Regions from separate parts of the Homo sapiens genome. Here region 2 is linked to region 1. Evidence: chromatin loops called from intact Hi-C (ENCODE). Cell type or tissue: ascending aorta. All regions are shown on one strand. Each heading gives the region's core, and the rest is flanking DNA. Links, peaks and the distances in the headings are about the cores only. Region 1 overlaps LOC105376126 (a long non-coding RNA gene). Region 2 overlaps LOC105376126 (a long non-coding RNA gene).

Evidence for each region. Hi-C counts contacts between places; a loop is a spot of excess contacts. Peaks named below come from ENCODE experiments on the same cell type or tissue, not always from the same donor. Only the 100,000 strongest peaks of a DNase experiment are listed, where the experiment ranks them.
Region 2: a loop joins it to region 1, with 4 times the contacts of the local background. A loop is called at or near these places in 3 of 110 quality-filtered maps.

Annotation. Positions count from the first base shown.
Region 1 is chr9:87,193,058-87,203,712 of GRCh38, forward strand. It overlaps LOC105376126 (a long non-coding RNA gene), which reads right to left. Exons shown (of 15, transcript XR_007061642.1): 13 at 4,879-5,064; 14 at 3,136-3,222; 15 at 2,893-3,009. Among named protein-coding and RNA genes, the nearest start is that of LINC02872, 50 kb to the left of the region's middle. RefSeq lists an enhancer at 6,803-7,304. In ascending aorta, for the core only: no CTCF peak of the experiment used is centred there; DNase peaks (open chromatin) are centred at 4,571 and 5,839; H3K4me3 peaks cover 1,039 bases; H3K27ac peaks cover 1,745 bases.
Region 2 is chr9:87,262,606-87,273,260 of GRCh38, forward strand. It overlaps LOC105376126 (a long non-coding RNA gene), which reads right to left. Exons shown (of 15, transcript XR_007061642.1): 8 at 2,825-2,887. Among named protein-coding and RNA genes, the nearest start is that of LINC02872, 120 kb to the left of the region's middle. In ascending aorta, for the core only: no CTCF peak of the experiment used is centred there; DNase peaks (open chromatin) are centred at 4,694, 5,356, 7,721, 8,238 and 1 weaker place; H3K27ac peaks cover 3,077 bases.

The sequences.
Region 1 (10,655 bases), core at 1,556-9,555:
TGTGTGTAAAAGAGAAAGAGGGAGAATGGGCAGGGAAAGAGAGAGAGATGGGTGGGGGAGGAAGCTATTACCTGATTGATTTTGAGTTATAATCATTAGGTTACATTAATCATGCTATAAGGCTGTTGTTAGTCACCAGTATCCACTTTCAGACACATGGGAAGATGTCCTTTCTCGCTCTCTTTGATGTCAGGTATGGCAGTGCAAGTTGCTCTGGCCAATAGAATGTGCATGGAAACAACATATGGTAGTTAATTGTGGTTAACTTCCTAGACTATTCTTTCCTTGTTGCTACAGTCTTGGATGCATGTGTTAACATGGAAATGCCATAAGAGTGAAGTAGCCTGGATTGCTCAGAGGTCAATCATGGAGGACAACTGTTTGCCCATATTCATGGAGGGCTATAGCAGAGAGAGAAAACTTCAGGTGAGCTACAGAGACTTTGGGGTTGTCTACTACTGCAGCATTGCCAAGCCTATCTGACTAATATATATGCTTATTTAGGAACTTAGAAACATCAACGTGCACACATAAATTTTGTGTGTGTATGTGTTGTGGGGTGTATGTTTGTTGGGTATGTGTTTGAAACAGAGAGAGAGAAAGAGAAAGACAGGATTGATTTATAGTGAGAGCTTGATTTTAGAATAAGATACAAGTTCCTTAACTGCTTGATTTTAGCCAGTTTGGGACTTTTAGTTGTAAATTACGCAAATGGATATATAAGCATATATAAACAAATACATGGCTTACTTAAGTGTTTATGCACAATATGAAACATATTCTTATGTTTTTGTTTTGCACTGGCATACAAATGTACTATGGTCACTCAGAGTTGTCTTCTACAATCCACAAATAATATTTGAAAACTTGAGCTAACTAGTCAATTAAAAGCTCTAGGCAAACTTCATCTGTAAGATGCATTCCAGATTACCGTCTGAATCATGGACAATGTACACTGTACATTCATACCAACAGCATAAGAAAAAGCCAGAGCTAGGTTTAGTTTTATATTTCCTGAGTTTTCTTGATTGCCGTCTGATCCTTGATGTTATTCCAACATAGAGTGATTTTTAAAGGAGAATTTAATTTGATATAAGTCTGAATATCCTTTGGAATGCTAAAAACCAGCATTACTCCAGCAACCCTAATGAAAAACACAAGTTCCGTGTACCAATTTGTGGTCAGAGCCAGCATTCCAGCCCTGCTCTCTCGTGGCTGCTAGTACTCCATCGTGTTCCTTTTCCCAGCCCTTTGCTTTTCTAGCTAAAGATGTCAGAGGCTGTGGCCCACATGGTATGCTAAACAGCCCACTGCTTACAGAAGACTCTTACAGCTCAAGTGCAAACACTTTGAACTTATAAAACACACCACCATCACTACCATCAGCACCACTAAATGGAAGTCTCTGAGGATTTCCTATTAACATCCCGACAGATAGATGTGCACTTATTTTAAAACAACCTACATGTGCACACAGATGCATTTCCATATAGATTCAAGACGAAAAGCACAGCACCTTCCAGAAGAAAACTCATACAATTAGGCTGAGGCTGATTCACTCTCATGTTTTATCACCGGTGTGGAATGCCAGTAACAAGAGCAATCATTTGTTTGTGAATTCACGGAAGACTGGACTTTCACACTGGAAAGGGACTTCCCAATGAATAGCAATGGGGAGACTTGCTGTGTATTAGCATATTTTATCTGCCCTTGTTTTGAAATTAAACAGAGTTGTGGTTGAAAGGGGAAGGCACAGATTGCCACTGGGCTGGCTTTTTAGAAAAGTGGCATTTGGAATGAGGTTTAGCTAAGTGGGCAAATTCTAAAGTTAACTCTTAGGATTCTTGGGCTTGCAGAAGACATTTTGCCTCCTCGTGTGATAACAGAATCTTCTAGTCACTACTATTCTTTCCAGAAGGCTACTCGTTCTTGGATACAATGCCTCTCTGTTTTGACTGGAGATACTTAAATATAAATCAGGAGAATTCTAAGCTGTAGTAAAGGCTAATCTGCAAAGCTGAATTAAATTGTATTCCACATGTATTTACTGAACACATATTGTGTGCCCAAAGCTAGTCTAAGCACCTTGGGGTCAGGGGAGTGGAGGGAGAAGATAGATGGATGGATCGCAAAATTGAGATTGAGATCAAGATCAAGATGGAAATAGAGCGAGAGGTAGATGCATAAGACAATAAGAGAAAATTCAAAGTACTATGTCATTAAAACCAATGAATATTCTAGAAGTTCTAAGAAAAAATGATGAGCATGAGCTGAAATATTCAGGGTGGATATCAAGAGGAGAGGTGAGCCTACATCTAAATTTGACAGAAAAGGGGAGGATTTGGATGGATAAGGAGCAAGCATTCTGGAACTGGGAGTCAGTTACTAAGCACAATAAGTGTGTAGGCTTTACATTGTCAAAGTATAATCTTCTAAACATTAAAAGCATGACTCATAAAAATATGAAGTGCATAGCTTTCAAAGTTCTACTTAGCTCATTAATGGGGGAATCAGTATATTGTAAAGATGATTCAACAGAATGTACAAGAAATCAAAGTACATGTTGTTCATTAGAGTCAGAAGACTGAAATAAGATTGCTAAGTCAAAAACAAAACTGGTTAATGTTCTATGGGACAACAAAAACTGTAACATTTGAGGTTCCCCTTCCTACTGGACAAAAATATTTGCTTCTCTACTGTAAAAAGATCATTTGCAATTTGACAATCTCTACTGAGTTAAAATAAGTCCACAGAGTCTAGATTCTAAGCAATAATAATAAAAGTCAAACAAAAATACATCTCTCTGGAGAACCAGGTACTCCTTATGGAGGCCTGTTTGACAGTGCTCTCATTTAACATTGAAAGGACACAATATGGACAGGATCTACAAGTTTGGAGTACTTTTTAAAACAGTATTCAGACAGAAGGGAATTCTAACCTTGTTCCAGCATTTGCCCACTGTATGATGTGGCAATGTGCCTTAATTTCATGGTTCTTCAATTTCTTTATCTATAAAATATAGGCAATAATAGCTCTTGGCACACAGACTTGTCATAGGGATCAAATGAGATAATATACAATGTCAGAGTTTTGCATAATGCCTAGCACATAATGGCTAGGGTCAAGATACATTACCTCAGATAAATAGGGAAGGATCACCAGCAAAATCCCACAGATGCAAGCGACCACGGTGTTTGGAGAGCACTGGGTGGACCAGCCTGGCTGGAGAAGAGAACAGGGAAATAGAGAAAGATAAAATAATAGTTTTTAGTCAAGATTTGTGTAGATCTAAAATAACTTTTAGAAATAAGAAAAGGACAGAGAAGTGCACAAACATTTTGAGAAACCTGGGTTTTATTCCGAAGTCCATTGAGAGCTACTACCGGTATTTTTTTGTGCCGCATAATGACACGGTGAATGCAGAATTTGGGAAAAACTAACTCAGCTTTCTATAGGGCAGTGTGAAACAGGGAGAGTCTGTGGTTAGAGAGGAGAGTTAGGAAGTGGTAAAGGGTTAAGACGCCAAAAGAGAGGAAGGAAATGTACATGAATACTACAGTGTGAAACTGAAAGATTGTGGGAATGGTGTTCTCTTTGATATTAGTAGGCAGCTTAGGAAAAGAAGACAGTTTTAAAGTGAAGATGAAGAATTCCGTTTGCATCTACTGACTTTATTTGGGACAAAGAGATATGGATGTTGAAATGTTCCATAGACCATGGGAGACCAGGATTTGGATGAGAAATTAATGGTGGAGATATAGCTTTAGAGGTCACCCATCCAAACATGATATATAAAGCCTTGAAAGTCAATGGACAAATCTAGCACTGAAGAGGAGACAGCAGAGGAACAAGAATGATATGTGTGTTCTTTCTTTCTTTTTTAAAAAAAAGTTGTTTTCCAAAGGATAAAAACATAGCAGGTCATTGGAGAGAGCGGAGGGAAAGCTCTAACACTTTGGAATCGAAAGTAGAAGAGTGATGCGGGAAAGAGAAGAAAGCCAGCCCTGTTGAATAATCCCCAGAGCTGATGGAGGACGATGGAGGCAAAACTCGCTGAGTTGAGTTGACCTCCCCATTAAATGGAAGAAACTCTGGAAATACATGGAATACATTGGCTTAAATCCACTCTAAGTTATAAATAACCCACAGGAGAGAGTGTTTGCTGGTGGAAGAGTTTGCTGGGAGAAAGGAAACATTAAAGCATGGGGGAAATTGAAGGTGAGGAGATTGGAGCATGCGGTGCCTTAGGCTTGGTCTCCTTTCAAACCCGCTCTGGGACAAGAACGTGAATGCAAGCAGTTGATTTAGGATGTGATCCCAGGAAGGACCAGAAAAGAAGCAGATATTGGGCCAGGGATGGGAAGAAAGTCAATGCAGGGTACATTAATCAGCAGGGTCACACTGTGGGCAGCCAGGACTCAGTCCTGCTAGGAGCCGGGGAAGGACTGTGAAGAACCAGTTTGAGAGCCATCCCAGCTGAGCAGAGACTCTTCGGAGTACTCAGTCACCAAGTCTAGGCTGCTAGATGAGAGATGTTCCTGGATTTTAACTCTCTGGTACTTTTGGTCTACTTGTGCCTGCAACCAGAGAAAGCCCTGAGGAGAGAGCATAAGGCTGGCAGTAAGCAGCCTCTGGTGTGTCCAAGAACAGCAAGTACTGAGGGGCTACGGGTGGGGCACCCACAAGGTTTAGAGAGCAGATGCTGCAGCCAGACTGCCTGAGTGTGAATTTGGCTGGATTTTCTGCCGCTGAGTACAACTCGGGGCAGGGCTGCTGGGGTCTTCTGATATAGGTCCAGCTCAGCTTGCTTCTAGACCGGCTTCAGAAACCTAAAAGAGTCAAGTTACCTGTCGGGAGCCTGATATCATTATTACTCACCACATTTTGGTCACTTGCTGTGTGTCAGACATTGTACAAGATGCTTTCTACGTGACAGAAACCCCTGCCTCTCCACACAATCTGCTCTCTCCTTACAATCTGCTCTCTCCGTCCTCAGTGGATGGGGGCTTTGTTACTCCGGCATTAAGTGGCACAGATGAGTTAGCCTCACTCCTGAAGGTTCTCCTGTAAAGATGATTAATATTAAGAGATGCTATACTCTAAATACTCCAGAGACCTAAGGATCTACAGATACTTTTTCAGGATCGACTGGGGAATGACGGTTGTCACGGTGTTGAGAGCGTTGCAATGTTCTTATCAGACAATCACAAACACACGCTGAATCCAGAAGATGCTGGACCATAAGGCATTTCTTTTCACACCATGCAGGTCCAAGAAGTCTTTATTCTCTACTCTTTCTCCCTCTTCTCTCCCTTCTCCCCCTGTTAGTTTTCGGCTTCTCTGGCTTCCCTTCATAATTCTGGCTCTGTCATGGAAGCACATGGCAAAGCTGGCCGTGTTTCCTCTGGAGTATTCCAGGTCCACTTGGCTGGCCCTCTCCTTAGAACCACATTCCTGGGGTTATGGGGAGACAACAGCTCCCTGTCATTACTAGCTGAAGGGAATAGTAGCATCCTTCATTAGATCCTCTCAACCTTGCTCATATCTTTATAGATAGTCCCTTTATCAGCCTCACTTCAAATTACCCAATGAGGGTTTATCTTCTGTTCCTGCAGGACCCTAACTGACAATACAGCACTCAAGTAGACTACAGGCAATTCCGTGGCAGAAACCCCACCTTATGCTTCTCTCTGAGCCTGTCCTTGCAAAGATACAACCACAAATGTTAGTAGAGATTAAAACTGAGGTTCAGTGTGGACTCCATCAGAGGAGCATGACTGTTCCTGGAGAAAAAGCATTTTCAGAAGGGGCACTGTAACTTCATTCTTTTACTCAACAAATACTGAAAGCCAGGCACTGTTCTAGGTGCCAGGAAAATAGTATGAGCAAGACAGAATTTCTGCCTCCAGGAGTTATATTCTAATGGAAGGAGTGAGTCAGAACACACACTGGTATAAATTAAAAAGACAATTCCAGATAACGCTAAGTAGAATTTTTAAAGTGCTAGAACGGGAGGATACTTAGTTAGATGGCTAACTAAGGCTCTTATAAGTTCATTTCCAAGGTGATTGGGCCCCTTCGTTAGCATAACAGAGACACCCTATTTTGAGGACTTCTGAAATCATTGAGGGTAATTTTAACAATGCAATTCAATGGGAGAAGGAAAAATAAATCATTGAAATTTGGGTATTAATGTTAAAGGGACTTATTTGGACCCCAAAACAGGACTGTACATCTCTCCACCCTTATCACTGATGCGCCTCTAGTAGTCCAAGAAAAACTGTGTCATTGAAGAGTTGCTGCAATTTTTTCTTCTCTTATGGAGACTGTAACTCTGATCAAAGTGATATGAAGATGCTATTCTTTGGCTTCTGCAAATAGAATGAAAATGACTTTTGGCTGTGGGTATGTGAGGTTTTTCTCAAAATGGAATGTGAGGGCGAGCACTAATGTGCTAATAAACCTCTGTTGGCAGGAAAGAGGTTTTGTCAACGAACTGTGAGAGAAGCAGAATATAGTCCCAAGAAGTTGCAAGATGGGGTCTGCTTTACAGGAATTGGAATCAAATTCAAACGTTTTATGGTTCGGCCATTTAAACATTGACTTAAACATTTGGACATGTATCCATCTCTGGTCTAGCCTGGAGCCACTATAACTTTCACATGAAATCCACTGCAAGCTACTAATTACTGTCTTCACAAAAACCACAGTGCAGGCAGTAGCTGAATTCTGCAAATGGGTTTTCTGCTCTCAAGGAATAATGCTAAAGGGAGGAAATTTGTAGATACCCAGGACCCCTACCCACAAGTATTTCCCCAAAACTTATTAATTTAATCCCAGGGCTCTCCTTCCCTTCTCTGGGCCCCATAGCTACCAGCTTCTCTCATCCTCAGCTCTCCGGCTTCTTCCCTAACAGCACATGCATTATAGTTTCTAGAGCAAGCTGGCTCAGGACTGTTAGAGGTAATCTCAGTCGACTGTGGCACCTTAAGGATGGAGCCCCTCATGGTGGCTTTTGTCAAAGTATTTAAACACTTACACGTGCCCAGCGTGTTTGAATTCTTTTCTAAGGAACTTACCATTTGCCTAATAGAATGACAAAAGCTTGGTAGCATAAGATCTGTTCACATCCTTGATATATGAAAGGCCATGGTTCTCAGACTTTTTAGTCCCAGTGCTTCTTCACACTCTTAAAATTATTAAGGCTCCCAAAAAGCTTCTGTTTTATATAGGTAGCGTTTATTGATGTTTTCTATTTGAAATTAAAACTGATAATTTTTTAAACTTACTTAAGATAACAATAAATATATTACATGTTGTCATAAATATCATACTTATATGAATAGTAAGTATATTTTCCAAAACCAAAAATATTTAATGAGAAGGGTAGCATTGTCTTACTGTTTTGCAAATCTCATTAATTTAATATCTGGCTTATTAGCAGATAGCTGGATTCCCATTTCTGTTTCCGTATTCAATCTGTTAAAGTGCTGTTATCCTTTCCCAGTTGGTGGGAAAGCAGCACCATGGGGTAGGAGTGCAGGGGGCGGGGGAAAGAAAGAACTTTCTGCTAATCCCAAGAATGTGCCATGAGATTTGGAGAGTGAAGGAAAAATAGTCTTGAGGTGTTGCAGTTTCACAGTTTTACCCCTTGAATCTACAATGTCAGATTTCAAATATTAGAACTGGATGGGATAAAATGGAATGTATTAACGGCATTCACCATGACCTGGATAAGATTAGAGACTATTATTCTAAGTGAAGTAACTGAGGAATGGAAAACCAAACATCGTATGTTGTCACTGATATGTCGGAGCTAAGCTATGAGGATGCAAAGGCATAAGAATGATACAACAGACTTTGGGGACTTCTGGGGAAGAGTGAGGGGAGGCGAGGGATAAAAGACTACACATAGGGTGCAGTGTATACTGCTTGGGTGATGGGTGCAACAGGTTCTCACAAATCTCCGCTAAAGAACTTACTCATGTAACCAAATACCACCTGTACCCTCAATAACTTATGGAAAAATAAAATTAAAAAAAGAAAAACAACTGGATGGGAACTTAGAGGTCACATGACAAACTCTTCAGTCGAAAAAGTAGATTGACTTGATGACAAGTTATTGGGGAAGTGAAGCCAACACCTAAAGGTGTAGCATAAGCACACACTGATGAGTCCCAAGAAGCAAGAAGGGAATGGAGCATGTTGCACCACTCCCCCTCCCCCAAGGACCTCCAGTTTTTTCTTTATTGCTGAATTGTTCTCTCCAGCAGCATTGGTCTCCATCCAGTGAATATATGTTCAGCTAGCCACTTAACAAACTCAAGCTGTGGTTTTAGGGCTGATAAATAATTATGTTAATTAACAGGTTGGAGGAAAAATATGATGTTATTCCCGTGGAATGCTCTGAAAAGCTGGAAACACTTAACTGCAAAAACTACATGTGGTGAAATAACCAATAATTTGCTTAAAAAACCCACATCTGGTTTGCTGGCTCAAAGCAGGGGTTAACAGTCTTTCGAGGGCAGCCAGTGTCAGAGAGGGGTCCCAGGATAAACAGCCAAGCCTTCACGGCAGGAAATATGCTTGTTCTTATAGCACAAGCATTTACATTGGCTTCTAACCAAAATGAAACGTACAAAGAATTGTTTGGTTTGTCTTTTTCTTTTTTCTCTTCATAACATGCAGTTCAAAAATGCCTTTCTCATATTTGTATGCTTGAATATGGGACAGAGGGAATAGTCACAATAGAATAACAAAATAATTCGTTGCTCCAAACTTCTAAAAGAATGCAGAAAACACACCATGGTAATAAAGAATAGACAGGTTTAATTCATACATGCGTAATTATTTATTATCCTAACAGACACTGATTTGATACATAAGTACTGAGCATCTTCCTTGCACAAGACACAGATATGAAAGTTATAACTCATACACAGGTGAGCCATCTGTGATCCCAGATCTCCAGGAAAAAGTTAGCTCAGAAGAGAGAGTAACACATATCTACAACATGTGGATAATACAAATCCCAGTGTGATATGTGTCATTAAAGAGAGAAGTAAAGTCCTATAAGTGGCTTGAAGACCGGAAGTTTCATGTAAGATTGGAAGCGTCCACAAGGTTTTTTGTCAATAGTGGTATTTCAGCTGAGGCATAGAAGATGCCTATAATTCCAACAGATGAAAATAAAGGCAGAATGGCATCGGGCTGGAGCACCCCAGCACATCTGTAATAAAAGCAAGAAGCAGGGGACTGTGGCTAGAATGCACAACAGATGTAAAGAATGTGGGGAGGGGACAGGCGCAGTGGCTCACACCTGTAATCCCAGCACTTTGGGAGGCCAAGACGGGTGGATCACCTGAGGTCAGGAGTTCGAGACCAGCCTGGCTAACATGGTGAAACCTCATCTCTACTAAAAATACAAATATTAGCTGGGCGTGGTGGCACATGCCTGTAATCCCAGCTACTCGGGAGGCTGAGGCAGGAGAATCGCTCGAACCTGGGAGACAGAAGTTGCAGTGAGCCAAGATCGTGCCATTGCACTCCAGCCTGGGCAACAGAGGGAGACTCTGTCTCCAAAAAAAAAGAAAAAAAAGAATGTAGGGAGGCTAATCAGAGAAAAGCAGTCATTGGAGGTGCCCATTGGAATATTGATCTGGCAGCAATAGCGCTGGGTATGCTAAAGGGGAAACAAATAAGCCTAAGGACCAGAAAGATATTCTCAAAACTGTGCGGGAAGTCCGTACACTGGTGCTGTATGTTCACCATTATCTGCCAGATATTTATGTAACATGACAACTGATTGGGCCAAGGTAGGGGAGGAACTGAAGATATTTTCATAGGCTCCATCTGCAGAGACTAACTAAGAAGATGTGCTTAAATTTCTGGCCACCAGATAGATAGATCCAGCAGGTGGCTAAAAATTCAGGTAGAGAGGCCAGAACCACAAGGGCAGGGGGTATACGTAGGAGTCAACAGAAGGAAGAGCACAAGGGGAAATGAGAAGCAGTCTCCTGTGGCCACGGGGGCCTCTTCCAATTCCCTCCACACTGTAGCCAGAAAGAGCATCAGGAGATGCAGATTTGACCACAGCATCATCCGCTAAAGGCTTTCCATTGCTCTTGCGATACACATCAAAGTTTATCACGGCCCGCAAGGCCCCACAAGTTCTGTCTGTTCTGTCCCCATCTACCTCTCAAGCACTACCTTCTCCCTCCCCTCCGTTTGTGCTTCAGCCACTGTGGTCTTCTCTCCATCCCATGGCCTGCTAGGTTCCCTTCTGTCACAGGGCCTTTGCCCTGCTTAAGAACATTTGCTGTCATCAGTTGGCCTCGCTACCCTCTACATATAATTCTCAATTCAGTGGCCTTTCTTTAGGGAAGCGCTTCATACTTCTTCTGGTTGGGTGGGTCAAATCTTTACATTATATTCCCTCACAGCATCTTATGTTTTCTCTTTCCAGACATATTGCAGTTGCAACCATGTATCTTTTTGTACAATTACTTGATTTACAAAGGTTCCCACATGAAGCTATAAGTTCCTGAGGACAGGGTCACCGTGGATCCTTGATTTTCAGCACTTTACTCCTGGTATTTAGTAGGCTCTCAATGCATAGTTGTTGAGTGAATGCATACTAAAGAATGATATAAAAA
Region 2 (10,655 bases), core at 948-8,947, 69 kb after region 1:
GAATAAAGAAAATGTAGTACATATACACCATGGAATACTATGCAGCCATAAAACAGAATGAGATCATGTCCTTTGCAGGGACATGGATGGAGCTGGAAGTCATTATCCTCAGCAAACTAACACAGGAACAGAAAATCAAACACTGCATGTTTTCGCTTATAAGTGAGAGCTGAACAATGAGAATACATGGACACAGGGAGGGGAACAACACACATTGGGGCCTGCTGGGGAGGGGGGTCAGGGGAGGGAGAGCATTAGGAAAAATAGCTTATGGACGCTGGGCTTAAAACGTAGGTGATGGGTTGATAGGTGCAGCAAACCACCATGGCACACGTTTACCTGTGTAACAAACCTGCACATCCTGCACATGTATCCCCAGAACTTAAAATAAAATAAATAAAATAACATAACATAAACAAAAGGCATTCAATTAAATTAAATTACACTTTGTCCTAGAAAAAATAAACAAATACTGTAAATAAATGATTTTCTATTTCATATGAAAAAAAATCCTGATTTCATTTCCTTTGGAGTAGACAAGTTTAATCTTGGCCTTTGAGGAGGGCTGATTTTGCAGAGGAGATGGGAGAAGATGATTCAGAGATAACAGAAATCAGATTGGTTGGCAGCAATAAGGTTCTGAAAAAGTAATTCTGAGGCCCAGGATGCCACTCAGGGGCTGACGGGATGGGGAATTGGGTCTAGAATTCAAGGAATCTAGGCATGGTTTTACGGTCCTGGTTCCAACAAGAAACTGGATTGCCAACTGTGAACCCCAGCCTCCTCTCCACAGGCAAGTGGGCAGGGCCTGCTGAATGGCGGCTGGGCTCCAGAACCGGATGGTGGTATCAGCCCTTCAAGCTAAGAGGAGCTGAGGAAGAAAAGTCTGCCCCCTTGCGGTCCCCTTTCCCTGCCTGTTTCTACTCCGTTCCTTTTGGGACCCTTGGCTGTCTTGCCAGTCAGCTGTCCTGCTCCCACCTGGGAACCTGGGATCTCACTTAGTCAGCCTGAGCTTGCCCTCGCCTGTCCCGGCCATGGCACATTATACAGCCATAGGAAGGCTGCTGCGTCGTTGTTGACCCCTGGGATCCAGCCCTGCCTCCAGTGCCCAGCCACCATCTTACAAAAACCATGCGATCCGTAAAGCATGGGGACCTGCTGACAAAATACCAACTTCAGATACACTATCTTCTTTTAGTCATTTTTGAACATGTTTGACATAACCAGTGGAGACTTTAAAGATGGTTTTCCAAACACCGCATGTTTTCACTCATAGGTGGGAATTAAACAATGAGAACACATGGACACAGGAAGGGGAACATCACATACCAGGGCCTGTTGTGGGGTGGGGGTAGGGATAGCATTAGGAGATATACCTAATGTTAAATGACGAGTTAATGGGTGCAGCACACCAACATGGCACATGTATACATATGTAACAAACCTGCATGTTGTGCACATGTACCCTAAAACTTAAAGTATAATTAAAAAAAAAAAAAGATGGTTTTCATGGGTTATGTCCAAATGAGTGCAGCGACAAGCCATCCAGTGTCTGGCACTTTGGAAAGCCTTCGACCATTGACTGGGTACAAGGCAGTCATTCGTAATCCACATCCACACTCAATCCTGAAAAATAGACTTTCAAGTCCTTAGACCCCTGACTCCCAATTCTAACATCACACTAGCTCTGCCTGCTCCTGGGCTTCATGTCCTTTAGAGAATCCAGATCTCTTCTCTCTAGTCAGCTCAGATAGGAAAGCATTAAAGGCCAAGAATTTTCCAGGCCACATCCATATTCTGAGGCTCTACACTCACACACACACAGAAAAGGATTACTAAATTGGGGTTAAAAATTGAGGTTAAAATACTTGCATCAAACAAGTTAAATTTTTTTTTTTTTTTTTTTTTTTTTTTGGTGACGGAGTGTCACTCTGTCACCCAGACTAGAGTGCAGTGGCATGCTCTTGGCTCACTGCAACCTCTGCCTCCTGAGTTCAAGTGATTCTGCTGCCTCAGCCTCCCTAGTAGCTGGGTTTACAGGTACCCGCCACCACGCCTGGCTAATTTTTGTATTTTTAGTAGAGACAGGGTTTCACCATGTTGGTCAGGCTGGTCTTGAACTCCTGACCTCAGGTGATCTGCCCGCTTCAGCCTCCCAAAGTGCTGGGATTGCAGGCATGAGCCACCCCATCCGGCCAGAAGTTAATTTTTTTTTTTTTTTTTTTTTTTGAGACAGAGTATCACTCTGTTGCCCAGGCTGGAGTGCAATGGCATGATCTCAGCTCACTGCAATCTCCACCTCTCGGGTTCAAGCAATTCTCCTGCCTCAGCCTCCCGAGTAGCTGGGACTACAGGCGCCACCACGCCTGGCTAATTTTTGTATTTTTAGTAGAGACGGGGTTTCACCATATTGGCCAGGCTGGTCTCAAACTCCTGGCCTTGTGATCCACCCACCTGGGCCTCCCAAAGTACTAGGATTACAAGCATGAGCCACCATGCCCAGCCACAAGTTAATATTTTTAATGCAAAAAAGCATGACGCAATATAATTGTGTCACTCACCACATGGAAGATTAGTTTAAAACATGAATTTGTAGGTGTATGATCTGGGAGGGGATACAGGTTTTTAATTGTATAATAGATATTATTATCTTTCAATCATTTAGACTAATAATTTCACTTGGATATGAACCCAAGGGGTACAGTTGAAGGCCGTTTGTGAAGGCCATGGTTGGAGTGACCCCCTGATCCCCATAAAGGCTGGATTCTGCATTATATGAGCTTATCTCTTCAAAAGCAAACCCCTCCTCAACTTTTCAAATTACCCCTGTGAGGTTGAAGATGCTTAGACATAATCCAGTCCCAATGATTGACACCAGCAGAAGTACCTACGGGGAATGAAAACACAAAATGTATTCAGTTTGATTCCTGTATGCATCCCTGTCCCTCTCTCATGCTGGCCATGACTAGATTTCTAACTTAATATTTCCAAAATAATGAAGGTCTTAGTGGGGATGGAACAATGATGAGGAGGAGAAAAGGAAAAGTCCAGGTAACAAAGGTCATTCTGGCTCCTAAGTGACCAGCAGGAAGGAAGTTCTCCCATCTTCTTCTGATCCTTCCAGGCTCCCTGCTGAAGGCGTCCTGTAGGAAAATGTCACTTAAGAAGTTGAAGCACAAGCAATACCGACGTTTGCCAGACTTCCCACTCAGCTTCCAACTGCAAGCAATTGACCATTCGCGTGAACAACGACAGGGCTTCCTAGGCTTCCCAGGCTTCTTAGCGTGGCCTCTTATGTTGATGAGATTCCTCCACTCATAAGTCTCTAGGGAAAGCAGGGCCCCTTCCTCCTACCAAGATGAAAAAGTCTTGCTATTCATCTCCCCAACCCTCCCAGCAGCTAGGACATGGCCACATGCTTTAAAGGTGGTCGACAAACAGTACCCACCCAGCACTTTGAATCTTGAAGGAGTAACATCCAGGCTAAAGTTCAATTAAAGTTACTCACAGTGGCCTCAGAGATACAAGCAGTGCTGTGGAGAAGGGCCACTGCTGGCAATGCCAGAGGGCAAGCTTACGGAGGCCGTCCCTCCAGTGGGACTGTGGCTCTGTGTCCTTGCACCCCACAGAGGCCCCTTCTTCAGCCTTCCTCTCAAGTGCATGATTCCCTGATAACCTTTACATTAATATTCCTTCTCTTTAAATTAAACACAGTACACTTCTGTTGTTTGCAACCAAGAATACAGACACAGATACAAATAAAATACAAATTATGTTGGAATCAGCTGATTTCCTGCCCCTTTTTTGTTGGCATCAAGAGGGGCCACATGTCACATGTCTTGCTTTAGTGCAAGAAATGGGAGTAGAAATGACCATGTGTCACTTCTGGGCAGAAGTTTTGAGAACCAGCCTACAGTTTGCTCTGTCTCGTTTCCTTCTGCCACAGATCACCATGTTTCAGATACACCAGGGATCAGCCAATTTGCTCTGTAAAAGGTCAGAAAGTAAAGATTATCTTCATTGTGGGCCATACTGCCTCTATTATGACAACTTAATCCTGTTGTGGTGGTGTGAAAACGGTACATAAACAAATAACCATGTCTATCTTTCAATAAAACCTGATTAACAAAGACAATAGCAGGCCAGATTCTGCCACAGCTCACAATTTCCCAACCCTGAAATTGAGAGAGTTCTGTCCACCTCAGTCCTAGAGTAAAGAGATAAGCAGCAGAAACTCAGCAACTTCCAACACACATATAGCAGGAGTGAAAAATCCAACTTTGTGTTTGAAAATCACTAAGCTTTGGGGGTCATTTGTTACCACAATGTAACTCAGCCTATGCTGACTGATACATGAGTACGAAAAGATAATCTCCATGCAAGTAAACAAAAATTGATTTTTGTATGATTTGATGAGGTTAGATCTACAAGAGGTGGGGAAAACTTCTTTACCTCTCAAGGTCAAAAAGCAAAAATAAATTCTTTTTCTTTCTGTGATACAGTTTCACATCAACCACTGGTGCCTGTAACCCCATGACCCTTATCATTACAGAGCAGCAGTTTTGTTCTGTCTCATGAACACTGGAACAGAAGCCCAGAGGACTGGACTCCAGTTCTCAACTCACTTCGAATTAGTTGTTTAACTCTGAACTGCTCACATTCCACTCCCAGTCTCAATTTCCGCATGTGCAAAACAAAAAGCTGTGCCAGCCCACAGCATCGTCTTCAACCTCTCCTACTTAGGGCTTTCCTAAGAGCACTGTTTACTGATGACTGACAGCAACAAGAGGTTCAAAAATGACAATGAGTAATCAAAAGCCTCTTTTGAAATGGATCCCGTTTGCTGGGATGTGGATGTTGAGCAAAGACACAGCTCTTCGGAAAGTGGGGAACATTTTCCAGGCCCACAAGAAGCAGCGTGATAGAGCCAGTGGAACAGAGCCGTGGGGATGAAACTGAGTTTTGTGCCCATGTTTCTCTGTATCCCTACTGAAAATTTAACACTCAGCCGTTTCATCACTCTTGGCCTCGGGAAGAAATTCCTTCATGCTCCTTGGTTGTTTCCAATGAATGTTCTCATCTCAGATCAAGGCTAAATGCAGAAAAGGGGGACCACTCACTTCTTTCTTTACTTTGATGCCCACAAGGGGTTGAGGAGCTTCTCAGAGCCAACAGTGCGTGTGCCAGACCCAGCCCAGCATCTGGTGCCCGTGGGATCTGTGCATGTGAGATCCCAATTTAATCCCCATGCCAGAGGCTTAATCCCTGAACTCTGAATCAGTCCTTGGCAGAGAGAAGGCTCTTGGCCGACTTGTAAATTTCCATCCTTCAAGCCACCTCAGGCCAATCAACAGCTCAACAACCTCCTGCGTTCCTCAGGGAGCCTCTACACAGCCCCACCCGCACCTCCAGGTTGAGACACTCAGTCATGGAAGGGCGGAAGAGAGGGGGCGTCAAAACCCTCATCTGCTCCAAAACTCTGTCCTAGCCACCTGGCCCCTGACTGAAAAAAAATTGGCCAAACCCTAGTCTGCAGTATTCTCTACCACAGGCAATCTTGGGTTACATCAACCCATCAGTAGCTCTGAAAATATTGTCAGGCTACTCTTCAGGCTAAGTAACAGGGAGCAAGACCCTAAAGATTATGGGACAAGTTGAATGAGTATGTGCCTGTGTCTGCACATGGCAGATTATGTGCATGAATTAGGAATGGAGCCTGCGACAAGAAAGCTGAAAAAACTTGAAGATGTAACAGGTTTGAGCAAAGCATTTTAAGGGAGGATCTGGAAAGGCAGTAAGCAGATAGTAGGGGAATACTGAGCCCTGGGGAGAAAAAAAAACAAAAACCTCTATGATCACTGATATTATTATTTGAGTAGGCAAAGTATTTTCACATACATATTCTCTCATTTAACTTCCCTTCAGAAACCACAAGACGTATATGAAAATGTAAACTTTCTATCAGAGGAACCCATGCTCTGAAACGGCTCACCCAAGGTGACTTGTGAATGGGACTAGGGCCCATTTCTTCTATATCTTTTGTTTTGTTTTGTTTTGTTGTGAGACAGAGTCTTACTCTGTCACCCAGGCTGGAGTGCAGTGGTGCTATCTCGGCTCACTCTAACCTCCACCTCCCGTGTTCAAGCGATTCTCCTGCCTCAGGGGCCCGAGTAGCTGGGACTACAGGCATGTGCCACCACGCCGGGCTAATTTTAGTATTTTTCGTAGAGACAGGATTTCACCATGTTTGTCAGGCTGGTCTCGAACTCCTACCTCAGGTGATCCACCTGCCTCGGCCTACCAAAGTGCTGGGATTGCAGGCGTGAGCCACCACACTCGGCCCCATTTCTTCTACTTCTGAGTCCAGTGCTCTTTTTCCCGGGACACTGAGACTTAGTTCAAGATTTGCCTGGGGCTAAACACACACCAGAGGTGGACATGCCCTATGACAAAGGAACACATGGCCTCTCAGTGCCTGATTGGGAACCCAGCTGCCAGCCGTCACAGTGCCAAGATGGGGCAAGGGGAGGGCAGGCTGGAGCCTGGTACCCGCTCATCCCCAGCACTCCTGCCACACCTGGAACCACATCAAGCCCCGACAGCCTCAAACGCAGTGCCCTGGGGCCTTGACTTCATTTGTTTCTCACTTCGTATCAACAGTCAAGATTTAAAATTATAATAATAATCAAAATCATTGAGTCCCTCTGATGGCAGGACACCTGATGTACACTGGGCATTTTACATGAGATATTTAAAATAATTCTAACCACCCTTTGGGGCTGTTACTGCATCTTCTTTTTGTAAGAACACTGAGGCTCAGAGAGGTTAAGTGGTTTGCCTAAAGTCCCCCTGGGGACCTGCTGAGGATGCAGGCCAGCTGTGACCAGTGCTCCTCACAGCAGCACCACCACACCCCAGGGCCAACTGAGACACAAACATCAGTGTCCACAGGGGCCACGGAGGGAGGGAAAATTGTTACCAGAAAAAAGAGAGAGCACAACACCCACATCACTGCATAGACAGGGCTGCGACCTGGCCACAGTAACCTGGAAAACCTTGCAGCTGTGGGAGAATGGTGAGGAAGGAAGTTAGGCTTTCCTTCCTGAACCCCAAACCTTTCCTCGCCTCCTTTTCTCTGTTTACGAAATCTGTCTTTGATTACTAATCAACAGCATTTTCATTATTAACATAACTCTCTAGTACACGTGAACCATGCTATAATTAAACAGAATTTATGTTCAGTAGATTTATAAAAGTCAAAGAATAATGGAAGAGAGATTTGAGTGTGAAAGTGTGAAACGCAAACAATAGGAGAGAAAGTTGTAAAGCAAAACATATGACATTCCTTCTGCATTTTTCTCTTGATTCCCAAGCCTTAAACCAACATTATGTGCATGAAAAAATCATGATTGATTCTGGAAAATATTTTTTTAGGGCTCATTATTTTCCATCGAATCTCTTATGGGTAAGTTTTAAAATTTAGAATAAAAACCTAAATCCTTTGAATTTTCCATATAGCTTTTATTTTTTACCTCCAGCCCTAATCAAGTAGAACACATTATGTTTCCCCTATAGAAAAAGGTCTCTCTCATTCTTAAGCAGATTTGAAAGAAATTGTAAACCAATCCAGTCTCAACACTGCCGATACATCTGGCAAGGCAATCAGAGTCAACACAGACCACAGAAGCCCAGGCCGGCGCTGGATGTGAGCTGCAAGGATGAGGATGAGGACAAGAAGGGGAGGAATTTCACGTGCTTTTCTTTGTACTTGCCCAGAGTGAATGCCCGTCTCCTCCACTCTACTCTGAGCCCGAAGGGAGATCTCAGACACACAAAAGAGAATTCGACACTAGGAAAGTTTCTGTGTATTTCTTAGCAGTATTTTTCTAAGCATACGTTATGACGTACACCCTGGGTAGTGACTGTCTCCCCACGCGTGTGTGTGTGTGTGTGTGCCCACACACTCATCCTGACCACGGACTCTCCCCTCCTTTCACGACATCAACCTGCTGTGCCCCATTATCTCTGGCCTTTGTGGCTTAGAAGGTCAGAGACACTGTTCCCTGGATAAGATCCAGAAAAGGAAGGAAGCGGAAACAAAAATGTTTTTGCAGTGAAGTGACCTGATTACACGCAGAGTGACTATTTCTAAGCCATCCTATAACTACCCCCATTCAGCACTGGAACCAAGCCACAAAAGCAGCAGAGGCCTCCCCCAGTGCCGTTACTGGCTTGGTGAAAACTGCGACTGCAAATGACAAAGCTGGTCTTTATTCCTGAGTGATTGTGAGTGCGGTGGGGATGAAGAGTTTGGAGGGATAGGGACAGCTTTGCGGTGGCCAAGGGGCTTCCCCTCAGGTGAGTGCAGTTAAGGACAACTGTGGGTTCTGCACCAAAACATCAGGGTTGAAGTCTCGGTTTCACCATCTGCAAGCTGCATGACGTTAGATACGATTCATTAAAGCCTCTATGTCTCAGTATTCTTATCTGTAAAATGGGTGATTATGAATTGGTTGTAATGAAGTAAGTGAAGTGCCAGAAGGTAACAGTAGCTATTGTTATTGTATGGGGTCCTTACTAAGACCCACAACGCCCTTACCTCTCCCTCCCTCCAGAACATACGATTTTGCTCACAGGGTTCATCCTGGTCACTGATCTATTTCTCAAACATTCTATTTCTCACCAGGTCTCCATCCACCTTATCCCTCTTCCCTGGAGCGTATCCGTGGTCTCCTCAGAGGCCTTGTTAGCTCACCAACACCACCCCCACCCCAAAATGCTCAGCACTGCATTATCCTGAGGGTTTCCCACAGAACACTGGTCATTGTCTGAAACTGTTCACTTTAAAAAAAAAATACTCATTTATGCTCAGTATCTCCCACTTAGAGTGACCTACTTATCCCAGTTTGCCCGGGGCTCTCCCAGTTTGGGCAGGAAGCCCCTCGGTCCAGAGCAATCCAGGACAGCGGCTCACCCCAGAGCCCAGGAGAAGGCCAGGGCAGAGGCCACCTTCTTCACTCCGTGTCTTCAGCACTAGAGAAGGCCCGACTCACAGCAGGAGCCCAAAACACAGGGAATGGAGGAAGAAAGGCATTAATATTTTTCTAAGAATTGTAATTAAATCAGTCTATCCAATCATGAGAGACTCACACCTCCTCTGATTTCTAATCTACAAAGCAGAGAGAATAAAAGTGGAAGTTACCAGGGTTGTAGATTTTTTTAGCTAGACAGAGCTTTGCTGGAAGGATGAGCCCAGACCACGCCTCTTACCCTACCGGGGTGGGGGAAATTAAGGTCCACAGCCTGATGGTCATTGCTAAGGTCATCAGCTGGTATGTAGCAGAAACAAGATCTCTCAGGATACAACTTACTGAGAAGTATTGTATGAACTGTAAAGCAATACTTTGACATTAAGGTATTTACATTATTCTTTACTTGTAAATTTATGATCATTTTATCTCAGCAGGAATCCAGAACAAACTAGCCTTCATCTAAAGAATTATGATTTATCTAGAACTCTTGAGTTATATTAAACTGAAGCACTACCCCCATCCAAGTTCCTAATCAATTCAAATTGCTTAAATGTTTACATATTTTCAATTCCTTTTTTATAAACTCAGCTTAACCACTTCCTAAGACATTGCCACTTTTTGTCACATGTAGTTCTTTGAAACCAAAGAAGTAGCAACTAAAGATAAAATCGTCAATGGACAAAAATCACCGATACCCACAGTCAGCAAGGTCTCAATGCAAATTTGTTGGCTGCTTAAAAGGACCAGAAGCACTAGACAAAAGCATACACTCCCAATATGAGTTTTCAAGGTTTTGTTATCTGATATTTTATATGGTCAGCCAGATCAACAGTGGTCCTTGTTCACATAGAGTATCTCAGATGACAGATGGATATAAATTCATCCCCATTCATGCTAAGATCTAAATTCTATACATGCAGATAAAAGAAAGATATCTTGGAAGAAATTTTAACCTGATGTGAAATATAGCACTTATTAACCATCATTCTAATCATCTCTAGTAGATATTTAGACAGCATTTAGCAATTTGCAATAGGAGTTCAGAAATTATCTTGTTTGAACTCAAATGCAAATCAGTGGGAGCAAAATGATGAGAACTTATGAATGCAAAGAAGGAAACAACAGACCCTGTAATTAGTCAATTAGTTGACTAATTACGGAAGTTTTCATCGCTAGGAAGTACCTAAGTCATCGGAGATTATTTTCATTTCTAATCAACCTTCAAGTGACACTGAAGTTCCTAATACATTGTTTATTTATTTATTTTAAACTGAGACAGAGTCTCGCTCTGTTTCCAGGGCTGGAGTGCAATGTCCAATGACCCTCCTTGAAGGTGGAGGGTGGGAGGAGGGAGAGGAGCAGGAAAGATAACTATTGGGTACTGGGCTTAATTCTTCGGTGATGAAATAATCTGTATATCAGACCCTCATTATATGAGTTTACCTATGTAACAAACCTTTCAATGTACCCCAAAACCTAAAATAAAAGTTAAAAACAAACAAAAAAGAAATGGTACAACCATTGTGGAAAACAGTACGGTGGTTTCTCATACGGTTAAAAATTGAGTTGCCATATGATATGGAAGTGCTACTTCTGGGTATATCCCCAAAAGAATAGAAAGCA